Linked DNA regions of Mus musculus: region 2 is linked to region 1. The links are chromatin loops, found by intact Hi-C in ENCODE. Cell type or tissue: heart. All regions are shown on one strand. Links, peaks and the distances in the headings refer to the core of each region. The heading gives the core; the rest is flanking DNA.

Region 1 (7,371 bases), core at 1,288-6,287:
TCTTCATCTGAAGGCTGCTAGGAGAAGACTGGCTTCCAAAGTCTTAAAGTCCACCCCCTCGGTGACATACCTACTCCAACAAGGCTACACCTACTCCAACATGACCACACCTCATAATAATGCCACTCCCTGTGCCAAACATATTCAGAGCATCAGCAAAGGCATGGTGTGGTTGCCCACAGCATTGGAAGCTGGTTGGTCCCATTATGTCCACGCACAGGACACAAGACTAGGACCTGGATGTGGTGTGGCTCTGCATTTCGCTCTGAGAGGGAAGCACCAATACACTGCTGGGGCGTGGGAAAATGCAGCCTAAGAGGAGGGAGGCCAAAGCTGGGGTTCCCTGACTCCAAGGCATTCAGTCACCACTGGAAACCGCACAGAGGAGTTGAAAGGGAGGATCAGGGTCCACAGGCCTTAGATGAGGAGCTGGGGCCAGGGGTCTCTTTACTCCTGGACTTCCAGACGCTGCTGGGTCTCAGGGAATTGGGAACAGAGTTGGATCAGGGCCAGGGAGGATAGGAAACTCGGGCTTAGCTCATTGGCGATTGTCCTTACCCTGGCAGCAACTGTCTGGGAGCATGGAGGGGCCTTCTGCAGGAGACTTAAGACGGCATGACTCTGTAGACAAAGGCTTCCTCCATGCTTCCCACAGCAGTTCTTGATAAGAGAGACAGTCCTTGGTTCCACACTGTTCATGGATTGTTCACCGGAGAAAATGAGTGCTTACCGACTCCTCAGGGTGGACCAGAGATTAGATACCTTTTGTAGGAAGGGATGTCGGGGAAGGGAAGCTCACTGGCTGAGCCCTCAGGGTCTCTAGGCACCTCATCAGCATGGAGAACTCTGTCCTGATCTAAGTGACCATAGGTCACCTTCCTATGTAAGGAGCGTGGTCATGTGACAGGGGCCTGGTTGGCAGCAGGTGAAGCTCCTACCGTCCTCTCTGGGTTCTCCGGCTTCCAACCCGCTCAGCTTTACCAGGTCTCTAGGCACAGTCACTGCCCCACAGGAGCTGGTTGCAGGACCAGGCGCTAGAGTCCCAGGGCCCTCAGACACCCTCGTCTTCCAGCAAGACTCCACCTCCTAAAGGTTCTACCACCTTCCCTAGCAGTGGGATCAAATGTTCAAACCGATGAGCTTATGGAGAGCACACATGCAGACCACAACAGGAACCCCCTGAACCCACATCCTTTACTGTTTGCATTGGGGTCCCTAACACATCAACAGTGTCATGTGGAAAGGGGGGGGATGAATTCCAGGGGCTTAAGACTGCCGTCATGCTTATACACCTAGTAGGATCAAATGGAAATTATTAAAGATTCTAAAATTGCCATGCAGTGGTGGCACATGCCTTTAATCCCAGCACTCAGAAAATCAAGTTCCAGGATGCTCCAGGCTACATAGAGGAGACCCTTTCTCAAAATACAAACAAACATAAATCTAGAATTAACTAGATGAGCAACTTTTCAAAGTATTCCTGATTTTTAGCTACTATTTTTATATAACAAGCCATCCCGAAATGCATGGCTGCCGCCATCAGCACTCTATGCCCTCCAGCTCAGCCACGTGGTTGGTTCTCCTGCTTCATAGGCCAACAGGGTGCACGCATGGAGCTTGGCTGTGTCCAGCCCATCCAGAGGACCCCACTCCTGTGCATGTCTGGAATAGCCGTACCCTGGCTGAACTCTGCACCCATCTGGGGTCGTGGTGCTTTGTTGTATGTGATGGAATGATAACGGCAGTTCTGTGAGGGCTTGTTGTCTGATCTGAGACATACTAGGCTGTGATACCAGCCATCCTTGTGGGTCATTCAGGACACAAGGACAGTCAGATACAAGGCTGGGGCTGACACCAATACCTCATGGTGGGGTGGCATGTTCACACAGCAGAGGAAGGTCTGGTTGGCTCAGATCCCATAGACAGTCACTGGAGCAGCCATGAAGGACAGTTTAAGCCAATCAGCTAGATCCAGCTATGTGTTCTTTGTAAATCAAGCCATCCTCAGAATCACAATGAGAAAATGGAGCCACTGTTAACTGTAGAGTCTTAATATAGACAAGGACAGGAATGGATAGAATCCTCTGTGGTAAAAATGACAGTCCTTTTTGAATTAATTTGAGATAAGTGCAGTTTCAATACAGCTATCTAAAGATATGCTAAGAACTTAATTGCACCCATTTAAAAAAAGATGAACAGTATTCAACAAGAAACCTATTATAAATCAATAATAATTAAAATAGCATAATAATGATTCAAAAATAGAATAAGTCCTTTTGAAAAAAATAAAGAATATAAGCATCAGAATGTATTTAACACTAAATGAGAATGCAATTTATATACACCATTTAGATTTAGAAACTAGAAAAGTCAACTTTATAAAAGTGAATAATAATCAATATCACCATTTGGAAGCTTTAATTACAGAATAATGAGAAAACATGAAATATAAAATGGCCATGTAAAAACATCCATAAGTATTAAACATTTCATGAACCTGAAAGAGTAAGTTTTAAAGGGGACATGTGAACTGTGGAGAAAGGCTTATAATGAACGTGGTAGTGAAAGCCAGGATGTGTCCAGTGCGAAAATGAGCATCAGAAGACGCCACCTCTGTGCTGAACAGCTGGTGTGTGTGCGTGTGGCACACTGAAAAAGACACACGGTAACTAACTGTGCAGACGATGAAGAATACACCCAGTAACTAAGCTGGCCTGCTCAGAGTGGGAAATGCTGCTGCTGCTCTAGGGAGCCACAAAGAACACTGGAAGCCAGTGTCGTCGTTCTGTGGATTATAAAGCAACCCATCTTCTCATTCAAGCACGGTGACAGTTCATACCCAGACCAGAAAAATGTACCACAACCCCTCCCCAAACCTGAAATTTCACTCCTAAGAACTGAATGATAGCCAGTTATTCAATATAAAATAATATAGCGCAGTTAGAATGAATCAGTAGATAAGTGACCAGATTGTAACCCAAAAGGCACAGTGTCAGAATGGAGCCATCTCCTTGGTCTAGGAGAGGGTGATCTGGGTGCTAATGCTGTCAACCTGGGCCACTGACTCCCCTGTGCTGTGACAGTCCTTTAAGACCTGGCTGGGTCCCATTCAAGCTTGAGTTGTTTATTTCCCATTCTGTTTGGTATGGAATGTGATAATGCCCTTTGCCTGTCAGAGTTCCTGAACAGAACTGTAGATTTGCCTAACACGGCAAGATCCTTTAGCCGTCCACCATGTGGTGCCCAGTTTATCGTCTGCTGCTTGAGATGTGTTTCTATAGAGTCATTTTCTTAATAATGCTTCCACTTTCCAATGGTTCAAGAGCAACACAGCTCCCTTAGAAGCTGCCTGTGGGATCTGCCCAGCTTCGGGACCCTCTCCCCAGGTGCTGCTTGCACTTTCATCAGCCCTGTGATGATAATAGGGAGCCGCAGGCACTCGTCAGTGCTCTGTGTGGCCGGGCTGCGGTATCCTGTAGGCAGTGTGTCACATGCATTTCTGATAATGTATGAATAGTGTGTTCACTTAAACCCAGGTGTATCAGGATGTGGCCTCATGAACAGGATCAAAGCCAAGTAGAAGATTCTGGCTGTGGGTCAGACTGAGGCAGGGAGGGAAAGTGGGGTCTCTTTAAAAGTCCTAGCAGTAAAGGGCTGGGGAGAGGGCTCAGTCAGTAAAGGGCTAGGTGCACAGACGTGAGGACCTATGTGAAAAATCACCCATGGTCACTCTGATCAGTGCCGCACAAGGCACGGTGATCTCTGTACCAGGAGAGCAGCGGCTCTCAGCCTTGGGTCTCTCCAGCCAGCTAGCTCACCCCAGTCAGTGAGTGGTCCAGGCCAGTGAGAGGCCCTGTTTTAAAAACAAGATTGACAGCATCCTAAGGAATAGTAGTAGCCAGAGTGGACCTCTGGTCTGCACACACACCTACATACACATGAGCATGCACGTACACACAGGTCCTGGAGTTCGTGGCTCCCGTTCATCGTTAGAATGTCAGGAGCACTGGTGTGGTTCTAAGAGTTGGTGCCTTAGATGCTGAGCAAGCCTGAGATGTGGTCATGGTCCAAGTACATCGCTCATTAAGGTGCAGGTTACTGCACCATGTGCCTGCAGCTGAGGATCAAGTGCTACATGGGTAATGCAGCTCCCTGTTGGGCTGAGTGGGTACAGGATCTCTGTCATGTGTCAGAGTGTCGGAGTAGGTCAGTTAAAGGACCTGCATGCCCGTGGCAGGTGTTAGGTGGGGGCTGTGCAGTTGGCAAACCCTGATGTGACGAGTCACTGGATGGGCCCAGGGCACCATGAGCTTCTGCGCCTTTAGCGCTGTGTGGCTGCAGTGACTTTCCATCATGTGCTCCTGGCAGCCTCAGCACCACTACCCTTTTTAATTAACTGGTAGTATGTGACCCTACATCAACCGAACAGGCAGGTCACCTCATTAAGAGGCCTGCACAGCAGCCAGCAGGAGACAGAGCTCCCAGTGCGCCTGGGTACTGCTCCTCCCCGTTAATCAGTCCCTGTGAGAAGGGAGGGCCTCCTCAGTACTCGCTGGCAGATCACATCCCCCCTTTCCCAGCCGCAAATTCATGCACGCACTCAGTCCAGGGGCAGGGTGATGCTCTGTAACCACAAGGTGCTTTCTGCCTACTGTGCAGCGTTGCTGGCCAGCCTGAGTTCTGGGTCAGAGTTCAGTCCCAAGCGGCTGGGCTGCTCCTTTTTCCTTTTCTTTCCAATCCAACTTCCTGGAAACAGTGAATGCCAAGTTCATAATGCCTGTGGTAGGAGGTCCTGAGTCTTACTTGCTTGTGGCTATTGCTGCTGGCATTGCTGGGACCTCTGAGCTTCGTGCAGTTTCTAGTGAGAGGCCCCAGCTGGCTGCTGTCACCACCACTGTTCTTAAATTCAAAGCATGGATCATTCCTGTCAGTCTGAAATGATGGCATCTGTGGTTGATCCATTGTGTCAGACACTACCACCCGACTTCTAAGTAGGACACATGAAATGTTACCTCACCGTGGTATGTGACACTATTTAATACCTGGCTGTGTCTTTACACATTCAGAGACAAGAGAACACACACCTATTCAAACATATGCCAGCACTCTATGCATGCTGTACTCACACAACCCCGTATTTCAAGCCTTAGAAGGGTCCCTGAGATCCTCAAGGTCAGAGAGATCTTCCTGTTCACAGGAGAATTCTCAATCTTATTTCAGGTCTTGACTCAGATGAAGAACTCGGGCTTCTCTGTCACCACGCCTCCTACCTAGGTGATTGACACGCGTTCTTGCTGTTTTGTAGCCTGTTTTGTATTCCATACGTCTGCACGCCTGCATGGTGGTCCACATACTGTGTTGGGGGTGCACAGGGACGTGTGCCCTGGCTGTCCTGTCTCGGGAATGTTCTCGAGCTCATGGGAGCTTGCAGCAGGGTCCATCTCCATGGTTGTCACCAGCCACGTCATCCAGCTTGCTAAACCACACACAGCCAGGAGCTTTAGATTCCTCGGAGTGTGGAAAGAAGAAAGCCAACTTGCTCTGTAGCTGTGGTATATGCACCATACCCTCCCTGTGGAGGGCACCCAGCCTCATGCTTCTTCATTGCCACCAGCTTGCCTGAGTTTCTGTTTCTCCATTTTGTTTCAAACAGGGCATTGTGGTAAGGAGGGTCAGCAGATTCCATTCAGTAAATTGGTCTTTACAAAATCACGTGAACTGGTGGCTCTCACCAACCTCCTTTCTTTCTGTTCCTCATCTCCAGACCAGAGGGTAGCCTCCTTCTGTACCCTGACCGACCTCCAGCATGGACAAGAACTAGAAGGGGCCCCAGAGCTGTCCTTGTGTGTAGATCCCACCAGTGGCAAAGAGTTCATGGATACACCTGGGTATGTAGACCCTCCCTCCCACTGTCCCAACGCTTAGAGACCCTGGGCCAGGCTGGAGAGAGTCTGGCAGTGGGACTAACTCAGATACTAGAAATGATAACACTTGTCTGTGTGACCATCATACTGCATAGACAGCTGCCTAACTTCTACAAAAGCACCAGGCACTGACTCTCATCATCCAGTCTTGGCCAGCCAGGCCACACGTGCTGTAGGACCTGCCTAGGGCACAGTTCTTCCCAGACCCTGCCTACAGTTGACAATATATGAGGGATGCACCCCCATTCGTGATGCATGAGCTCCGTGAACTGAGTCATGGTTAACTTGCTGGGGAACCTGGTTCTGTCTTCAGGACAAAAGCAAGTTAGGAAAATCATGTCTACATGTGGCTCCCAGGACTTACCTCTGGCCCACCTCTTCTCCATTTAAATAAGCCTGGTTTTTTGTTTTCTTAGCAGCCTTAGTGTCTTACCGGTTCTCAGTTCATGGTGGTAGCTATGAACTTGTCTCAAATCATCAACTTACACATAAAATTTTCAGTGAAAAGTTTACTAACATGAACACAAGCAATGTCCTAACCTTAGGTCTCTTAAATTCTCTTTATTGCACCATTTATCAGGGAGCGATCGCCCTCCACACTGACTGGGAAAGTTAACCAGCTAGAACTGATTCTCCGACAACTGCAGACTGACCTTCGGAAGGTATGTGATTGCTGGAGTCCACAGACAGAACAAAGCTTTCCCCACAGTCAGCCCCTTTAATTCCTGCAAATAGTTACATGAGAACCCTAAGCAGACCTGGATCCAAAGAGGTTCCCTCAGTTTCCTCTCATCTTCTCACTGGCAGCTGGGGTGGGGTTTTCCCTGAAGGTACATAGAGTCCTGTACACATGCCTGAGGGTGTCTGTGCCTTGTAAACTCGAGGTCTCCACATAAAGTAAGATTCTGCGTTGTTGCTTGCAACAGCCACATGTAAGTCAACCCAAAGGAGTATCAGTTACTCCTCAAAGACAAGATCTCCAAGAGCCCAGTCAGCTCTCACAGTCAGTCAGTCAGTCAGTCAGCTCTCACAGTCAGTCAGTCAGTCAGTCAGTCAGTCAGTCAGTCAGTCAGCTCTCCCAACTCAGAACAGCTGCCTTGTACATACTCATGTGCCAGTTTCTCCCCAGAGGAGCAAGATGCTGCAGTGCCCCTACTGTGCTGGGTGTCTTTGCTGCCCTTGGAGGCAGAGTGGAGTGTGAGTCACAGAGAGCCCCAGAAGCCTCCTGGGGCGTCGGCTTGGTTTGGCTGTGGGAGATGAGGAATTATAGGTAGTGTAAAAGTGGATATGGTTAGCCGGGCATGGTGGCGCACACCTTTAATCCAAGCACTCGGGAGGCAGAGGCAGGTGGATTTCTGAGTTCGAGGCCAGCCTGGTCTACAGAGTGAGTTCCAGGACAGCCAGGGCTACACAGAGAAACCCTGTCTTGAAAAACCAAAAAAAAAAA
Region 2 (7,371 bases), core at 872-5,871, 250 kb after region 1:
GGAACAAAAGACATCCTCTCCTTCCCAGCTAGTCGAATATTTTGTTGTAGCGATGAAAAGCAGCTCATTTACCACCTACATTATTTAAATTCTCAGCATCACCCAAACAACTCGTAGGTGCTCATGGGATATCCACCACAGGCCATACCTCCGCTGTAAGGAAAGCAAGATCCAGCAGCAAATGACGTGCCAGTGATACTCAGACAAAACCCGTCCATCATGGTACCCAGATGGTGGTAGCTGTCCACATAGCTTTGAGTTCCATAAATGACAGAAGTCTAGGAAATCAAATGCAAGAATTTTAAAACAAATTAAAAGTGGGAATGTGCCGGGACAGATGGATTTGGTGTCAGGGGCTCTGCTTTCATTTTGAAGGCAAGGATGTGCTTGAAGTTTGTTCCTCACCCATGGAGACACAGGAGTCTCCGACCCTCTGTCTTATTTAATCTTATTGTCAACGCCATCATGTAGAGAGATGCCTAGAGCGGTTAGTACACTGCACCCTGGCTATGAGGGCCTTTCCAGAGCATGAGAACTCGGTGGTTTAATCCACCCACGGTTTGGAAATCTAAATAGATGCTTGGCAGATGGAGGGGCTGTGCAGGAGTGTGGAAGGCAGGGCCTGTGGAGGAAGTCCGTCACTAGGGGGTGTGGCTCTGGCTCCTGCTCATTTTCTCTGCTTCCCAGATACACAATGTGGACCCCTATGCTTCATATCCTTCCACCACAATATTTTGCCTCCCCACAGGCCCAGAGACAAAGGAACCAGATTGTGCGCAGTCTGACGTTTCTGAAACCCTAAGCCAAAATAAACTCTCGCCCTTTGAACTTGTTTCTCTCAGGTATTTGTCAGGGAGATGGGAAGTCTGACACAAAACCCAAGAATATGAGAGGAAAGTCCCCATTCTCCAGCCACTGCAGCAAAGACTTATGGGTTTCTCAGGTTTCCAACCTTCAAGCATGATCTTGAGCAGGGATGTGGGACAGCATGAACTCAGTATACTCTGCTGGGCTGCTGGAGCCAGAAGAGCATCTTAGTAAATGCAACGCAAGATTGACAACTGTAGATTTCAAATAGTGGTCATCCCACCGCATCATGATTGACATTCCAGCAACACAGAGATGCAGGGTGGGTGAAAGAGAGAGTGAGTCACTCTGGTGTTCCTCTCCTCTTCTCCACCGCAGGGAGTTCCTGCCCTGCCTTATTCTGCACATCATAGGGCTATCTGGTTTCAATGTTCTGGGTCAGATGAACACACAATCCAGCCCAGAGCTCAGAGATTTCCATATACATGGAGCAGTTCATCTCCCATCCCACAGTTGGTCACTCAGCTTGATAAATATTTGTGCGAGTCTATATTCCCTGAAGCCTCAGCAAGTATGGAGCCAAGCCACAAACAAAGCTTTGAATGCAAAAGCCAGAGAGCAGAGCACCATGGGGGTGGGGCAACTACAGAGCAGAGCACCATGGGGGCGGGGCAGCCAGAGACCAGAGCACCATGGGAGGGGTGCAGAGAGCAGAGCACCATGGGAGCAGGCAGCCCACGAGGCAGAGTCCTCACCCACTAATGACAGTTTCAAATCCGGATTCACACGGTACTAGGGTGATTTGGTTGGGACATTTCAGCAAACTAAGAGCTGACATAGCATCCGGAATCTTTACTGAACGCACACGCGAAAAACGTTCAGTGAGGACAGACAGGTCTAAATTTTTCATCTTTCAAATTGAGCCACAAATTGGAGCCTCATCTCCATTTGCGGATGAATCCGATGAGGAAGGGAAAAACAAGTGTCATTCCCCAGGACACACCCCCATCAAACAATCTCCTGGTGATGAAGATAAAGATGTTTAAGACAAATGACCTAAGTTCAATACCCTGAAGGAGAAAGGAAGAGAGAAAAGAAAAGATCATTTGGAATATTTGTCTATTGAGCTTTGGGGGTCACATCCTATCATGTTCTAGCTGGGAAGTGTCCAAACCACTGGTTTTTACTCCTGTAAAATCCTCCCTGTGAAATGTCCTGGGTTGACCTTGAGCTCGGAGGACAAGCTCCCCCCTTGTCCTCTCTCCCATCAAAGGTCTCAGGTTCCTCTACTCCAATTGGCTCCAAAAATAATATCCTAGACTTTTGCTTTCAGCCTTTGTAATGGTGGGAGTGGATCTCTGGAGTGTGTCCTTAGGTACTTTGGTTCCCCACCCACTTTCTATGTCCCCTCGTGATTCGAGGCAGCCATCCTGTGAGCTGCTCTGCTCTCTGCCTCCCCCTCCCAACCATGACTGGTAACTGTCGGATGGTGTTCTGCTGGGGCAAACACATGAAGGGATGCTTCCCTGAAGCAGACACAAGAAAAAGAATGTTCTACTAAAGCAAGCACGTGAAAGGACACGTGATGAAGGATTCTTGGCTAATGACACACATGTATTGGTCCTCCTTACAAAGTGTAGTTGAGCTGCATTTGTCAGAACTCCATAGAGAGAAACACACCAAACAAACAAACAAGCAAACAAAAAAACCTTCTGTTGGTGTGCTGAAGTTTCTTGCTGCTTCCGAGGACTTGAGCTGACGGGCAGAGTGATGTCAGCTGAGACAGACTCACGTGCTGAGCACTGAGGCAAGACCCGTGGAGGACATGTGATATTTGGAGGGAGTTTAAAAAGGACTCGATGGCCAGTGACAGAGGCTGAGCTTGGCTTGCTTATAGAGCTAGCTGTGCAACATTTGTTGGTCTCAAGTCTTCTCTGGTCTTCACTTCACTGAGAGAGGCACAGCCGAGAACTTTTCCTGGTGTTCCTCTTGGCCTTGGTCCCTCCTGCCGACTGGAGCTGAGGCTGAGGCCTGGCTGTCTCTGCTAGGTCATGCCACCACTGCTGATTCCTGTTTGCTGTCCTGAGTCCACTCAACTGGACTGCTGGCGTATCTAAGAAGTGTTTGTGAGTGGATCGAGCTGCCACTGCTGACCTGTGAACTGAACTGTGGACTTCTTGACAATGCAGATGGGATTTGCTCCAAAGAATCATTTCTAAACAGGTCTACTTCCCCTGTATAATTTCTTTCCTACTACTACTGGTGGGTGGTGGGCTACAAGAGAGGTTAAAGTGTTTTAAGAACCATCATTAAAAATAAGATTTGATGGGCTGGAGAGATGGCTCAGCCGTTAAAGGCTAGGCTCACAACCAAAAATAAGATTTGAAAATTTTAAAGTTATACAGAACCTTCCAAAATCATGAATCAAATAAATCCTTTCCCCTTATGTTTACTTTCTCTTTGGTCACAATGACACAAAATGGTGGGTATGGCCATGGTCACCTTTGTGTTCCATGTTGATGGGGACACACCACTGAGAAGTGACTCGTAGCCCCAGAGCACTGCAGTAAATCTGAGGCAGATGAGAACCCATCTGCAGATGGATTCCTGGGGGCCTCAGATTGCCTTGGAAAAAGACTGATTAAAAAGAGTCTCCAAGACTCTTGTAATCCAATGTCACTGACAAGTGAGGACATTTACAGCGACAGTCACTGATGTGGAGAAGGGACTGGGGGTGAGGCACTGCTCATGGAGGCTGGGTGGGTGCTGGTCCTGTGGGTTGTGGGGCCTCTCTAGAAGTCAGGGGCTGCAGATCCCGTCAGACATACATTCCTGGCAAACAGTGCTGCCCTGGCTCTGACCTCCATGTGCTGCCAAAGCCAGTTTCCCTGAGAGGGTGTCTGAGACACGAGGTGACAGTGGTGGCCTCAAAAAACCCAACCCTGAAGCACTGGGCTATCTGTGGGTCCTGTGTTTTTGAAGGCTGACACGTGGAGAGCCAAGAGCCCAAGTCTCAGGTCATTCCAGAAGGAAAGCATATCAGACAAGTCTAAGGTTATCCACTGCCCCTCTGTGTTCCCTTTAAATAGAAGAACTCCCCCCCCCCCCCGTTTAACTATATTTGAAACAATTCCAATACAGTAGTCTCCTTTTGCAAATTCTCAGAGGCAGAAAAGCTGTCCCCTTTACTCCCTCTCTCACAGAACACGCCCAGGATGGACTAGGGACCAGGATGGCTCGCTCCTGCTTTGTGATGGAAGCTCCCTAACTCTGCTGTGTAAGCTACTGATAATCGGGCATTGCCCACCTCTTCCGATAGCTGTTATTTGACTTTGTCCAGTTTATTTCCTGGAGACTGGCAGACTGGGCCTGGATGTCGTTGCCATCTTCCAAAAGCCCTTCAGTATTTTCTTTTTTCTTATTTTTTTTTCTTCAGCTGACAGCAAGAGGATTTATTGTACACGAGTTACACTTGGCCAGAAGAGAGAACAGAACTCATCCAGAATGCCAAAGGTCCGGGGCGGAGGGCCAGCGGGACTGTTTTTGTTGTAAGAAAGGCAGTCTTTTTCCCAGGCAGGAGCAGAAGTAAAGGATGCTGAAGGCTGGGACACTGGAACAAGTTGTTGGACTAACTGTTGCTGTGGGTAATAAGTCTCAGGAGACCTGGAACGTCACCTCGCCAGGATAGCCTTCAGTATTTTCTTATCAGACATTCAGTAACAGCAATGGGAAAAGTAGGCATTGCGGAGGGGAACTCGGCTACTGAGACTCAGCATGGCAATCACATGCATTGCCAAATCAGACTGAGACCCAGGCTTCCCTACATGGGCTGCTGTGCCCGCACATGCACACCCCCACTGGCCTCTTTCATCTCCTGGAAGGTACCTGCTTAGGAGAGAAATGTGCCCTCTAGAAGCGCCTCGTGTAAGCCCACCACCCCGATGTCAGCCCCTCCGCATCTCTACAGGCTCCAAAAGTGAATCAACTTTTCCAAAACCGTCTCCTCCCCATCCTCACATCAAAGCTCCCCATGGGGAATTAAAAACAATACATTTCCTCATGTCAAAATAGGAGATAACTGTTTTTCTAAGTGACACGGAAAAATAGAGAGAGGCCAGAAATCTACGGGTGTCTTAATGTTAAATTTCTCTATCCAATGTCTAGGGACCTCATTATATCTAACTTTATGGGCCTCAAACAATCTAATCAATAAAAAGACAGAAGAATTTAGTTTAGCAGTTTCTTTGCCCATGTACCATCCAAGCCATGTTCAGGTTTGGTCATTCTGAACAACTATACTCTGGGGGTTTAAGTCTGTCTCCCCCTTTTATTTGTGCACAGATGCCCTAGTACATTTCATGGTGACAGATACAAGCTGGTTTACAGCTATAATCGAGCCTGAAAAGACAAGAGAACCTTTGTGATTGTCATGGCAGAGAGCACAATTGCAACTGACTTTGAAATGTACCGTAAACTCATTATGCTAAGATAGAATAGCTTCTACTTTGGGGCTCACTATGAATATTAATGCCAGAGCGCTTGATGAAAAAAAAATATGCTCTAAATTTTATATTGTATAAAACCCTTTTACTACCAAAGAGAGTGTTATTTATAGTCTTGTGGGCTTCTTCATGGATGCCATTAAGTATCCCATTAAACATGGCAGAACAGAATGAATAGTCATGGAGCATTAATGCAGGAGTAATGATTGCCCTTCCAGAATCAGGCCAGAAACCAGGAAGACATGAACTGCAAATGTAGGCAGGGAAGACAGGGGGCATGGGCACGGTTGGTCCTGCACAGACTCCTGGGGGCAGTGAAAGGTGCCACGGCGGATGTAGTGCAGTATTGGTAATGGAGAAGTGACCAGGACGGAGCTGGAAGGATGCACAGAGTGGGCAATGGGAGGTAAGGGTGCAAAATACTCCAGACAAGGAGGGAAGAACCATGAAGAGGTGACAGCGCCACAGAGGAGGTGATGGAGCCACAGCGGAGGTGATGAAGCCACAGAGGAGGTGATGGCTGAAGAGAGAAAAAATGGGAAGAGGAAATCTTCCTACAGCATGGTCCAGCAGCATCTCCTGCCTGTGTTCACAGAGACTGGGAAGGGCTCTTCAACTGCACACTGAATACCCTTTGTTCTGGGCACAGGTGGGAAGCCACTGAAAACCTATGTTGCCCATGGAAAAGCCCATGACAGTTTCACTGTCCTGTCCTTCAAAGACATGGAGAATATCCATCTACCATTTTCTGGAGCACCCTTCCTTCAGCTCCCAGGGCTACATTTGCCAGCAGACCAGGAGATCGCCCCACAGTATTGGAAGGAAAACACCCCCATGGCCACATAGTGTTGCTTTAGTGGTTCTAGTGAAGAGAATGGGAGATGACACTGGGAAAAGCAAGAGCAGCCTTTTGCCAGGCAGGAGATGCACACGTCTCTCCTCCCCTGGGCTTCAGTGACACAGTAAGCATGAGAAAAGCTGTATCTCGAGCTGAGTGAAGAAGTGAGTTGGTTCATTAAGGTCTAACTTCAGCAGTTTCCTGTGCAACCTACTCATCACATGCCAGGCTCTTCCATGGGCTTCGGGCCATCACTGGGCTTCCACATCATCCTGCCTGTATTCAGGTGTGATAGTGAGATTGAGGGATACGCCCTCATATTAGGGATCTAATCAAACAGAACAAACCCCTTGTCAAGGTGAAACCTTAGAAGCAAGGAACTCTCAGGCCTCTCTGTGAGGCCACAGGATAAAACCTTGCCTCAGTTTCCCCATGCATGAAACAGCCCTCCCACCAGAGCCGGCAGCATTAGTGGTCCAGGGATGTAGTAATTACATGTATACAGCACTAGCAAAATGCCTGCTTCTTGTGGGGGATGGTGAAAGAGGAAACACTACCAAAAAGGGATGCCAACATATCAGAAACCATTCCTTCTCTAAGAACAGTGAAATCCACACTAGATCTAACTCCTCTGTGCATAAGCAGGAGACCCAAGAAATACAAACTGGGAATGCAGTGAGTGAATGGAGAATGAGAATGCAGTAATGGAGGATGAGGTCTGTGGGGAGGTCACTTTGAAACTTTGGAGAAGTTGAACGAGACACTACCACTCACAGAACAGGGCTGCTCCATCTAGATTCTAAAAACCATCAGAGTGACAACTATTTCCAAATCGTGTTGTAAATATGAAACACAATTCTGAAACTATTTGGCTGACTGACATCATTGACCCTGAAACCAGGGACACATTAATCTCAGAGTTGGGAAAAGGAATTTTGAGTCAACAGCCACCAAGGACTGTGGCAAGATCTGTAGTGCTTGCTACAGTTCCTATACATAGTAACCTTTGCTACAGTTCCTATACATAGTAACCTTTGCTACAGTTCCTATACATAGTAACCTTTGCTACAGTTCCTATACATAGTAACCTTTGCTACAGTTCCTATACATAGTAACCACTGCTACAATTCCTATACATAGTAACCATTGCTACAGTTACTATGCATAGTAACCATTGCTACAGTTACTATACATAGTAACCATTGCTACAGTTCCTATACATAG

Evidence for each region. Hi-C counts contacts between places; a loop is a spot of excess contacts. Peaks named below come from ENCODE experiments on the same cell type or tissue, not always from the same donor. Only the 100,000 strongest peaks of a DNase experiment are listed, where the experiment ranks them.
Region 2: a loop joins it to region 1, with 2.5 times the contacts of the local background. A loop is called at or near these places in 5 of 42 quality-filtered maps.

What each region holds. Positions count from the first base shown.
Region 1 is chr8:125,421,096-125,428,466 of GRCm38, reverse strand. It overlaps Sipa1l2 (signal-induced proliferation-associated 1 like 2), which reads left to right. Exons shown (of 22, transcript NM_001357372.1): 20 at 5,765-5,888; 21 at 6,505-6,586. Among named protein-coding and RNA genes, the nearest start is that of Gm30713, 39 kb to the right of the region's middle. In heart, for the core only: no CTCF peak of the experiment used is centred there; a DNase peak (open chromatin) is centred at 4,296.
Region 2 is chr8:125,171,388-125,178,758 of GRCm38, reverse strand. All of the region lies in intron 9 of Disc1 (disrupted in schizophrenia 1), which reads right to left. Among named protein-coding and RNA genes, the nearest start is that of Disc1, 120 kb to the right of the region's middle. In heart, for the core only: no CTCF peak of the experiment used is centred there; DNase peaks (open chromatin) are centred at 3,708 and 4,358; H3K27ac peaks cover 3,596 bases.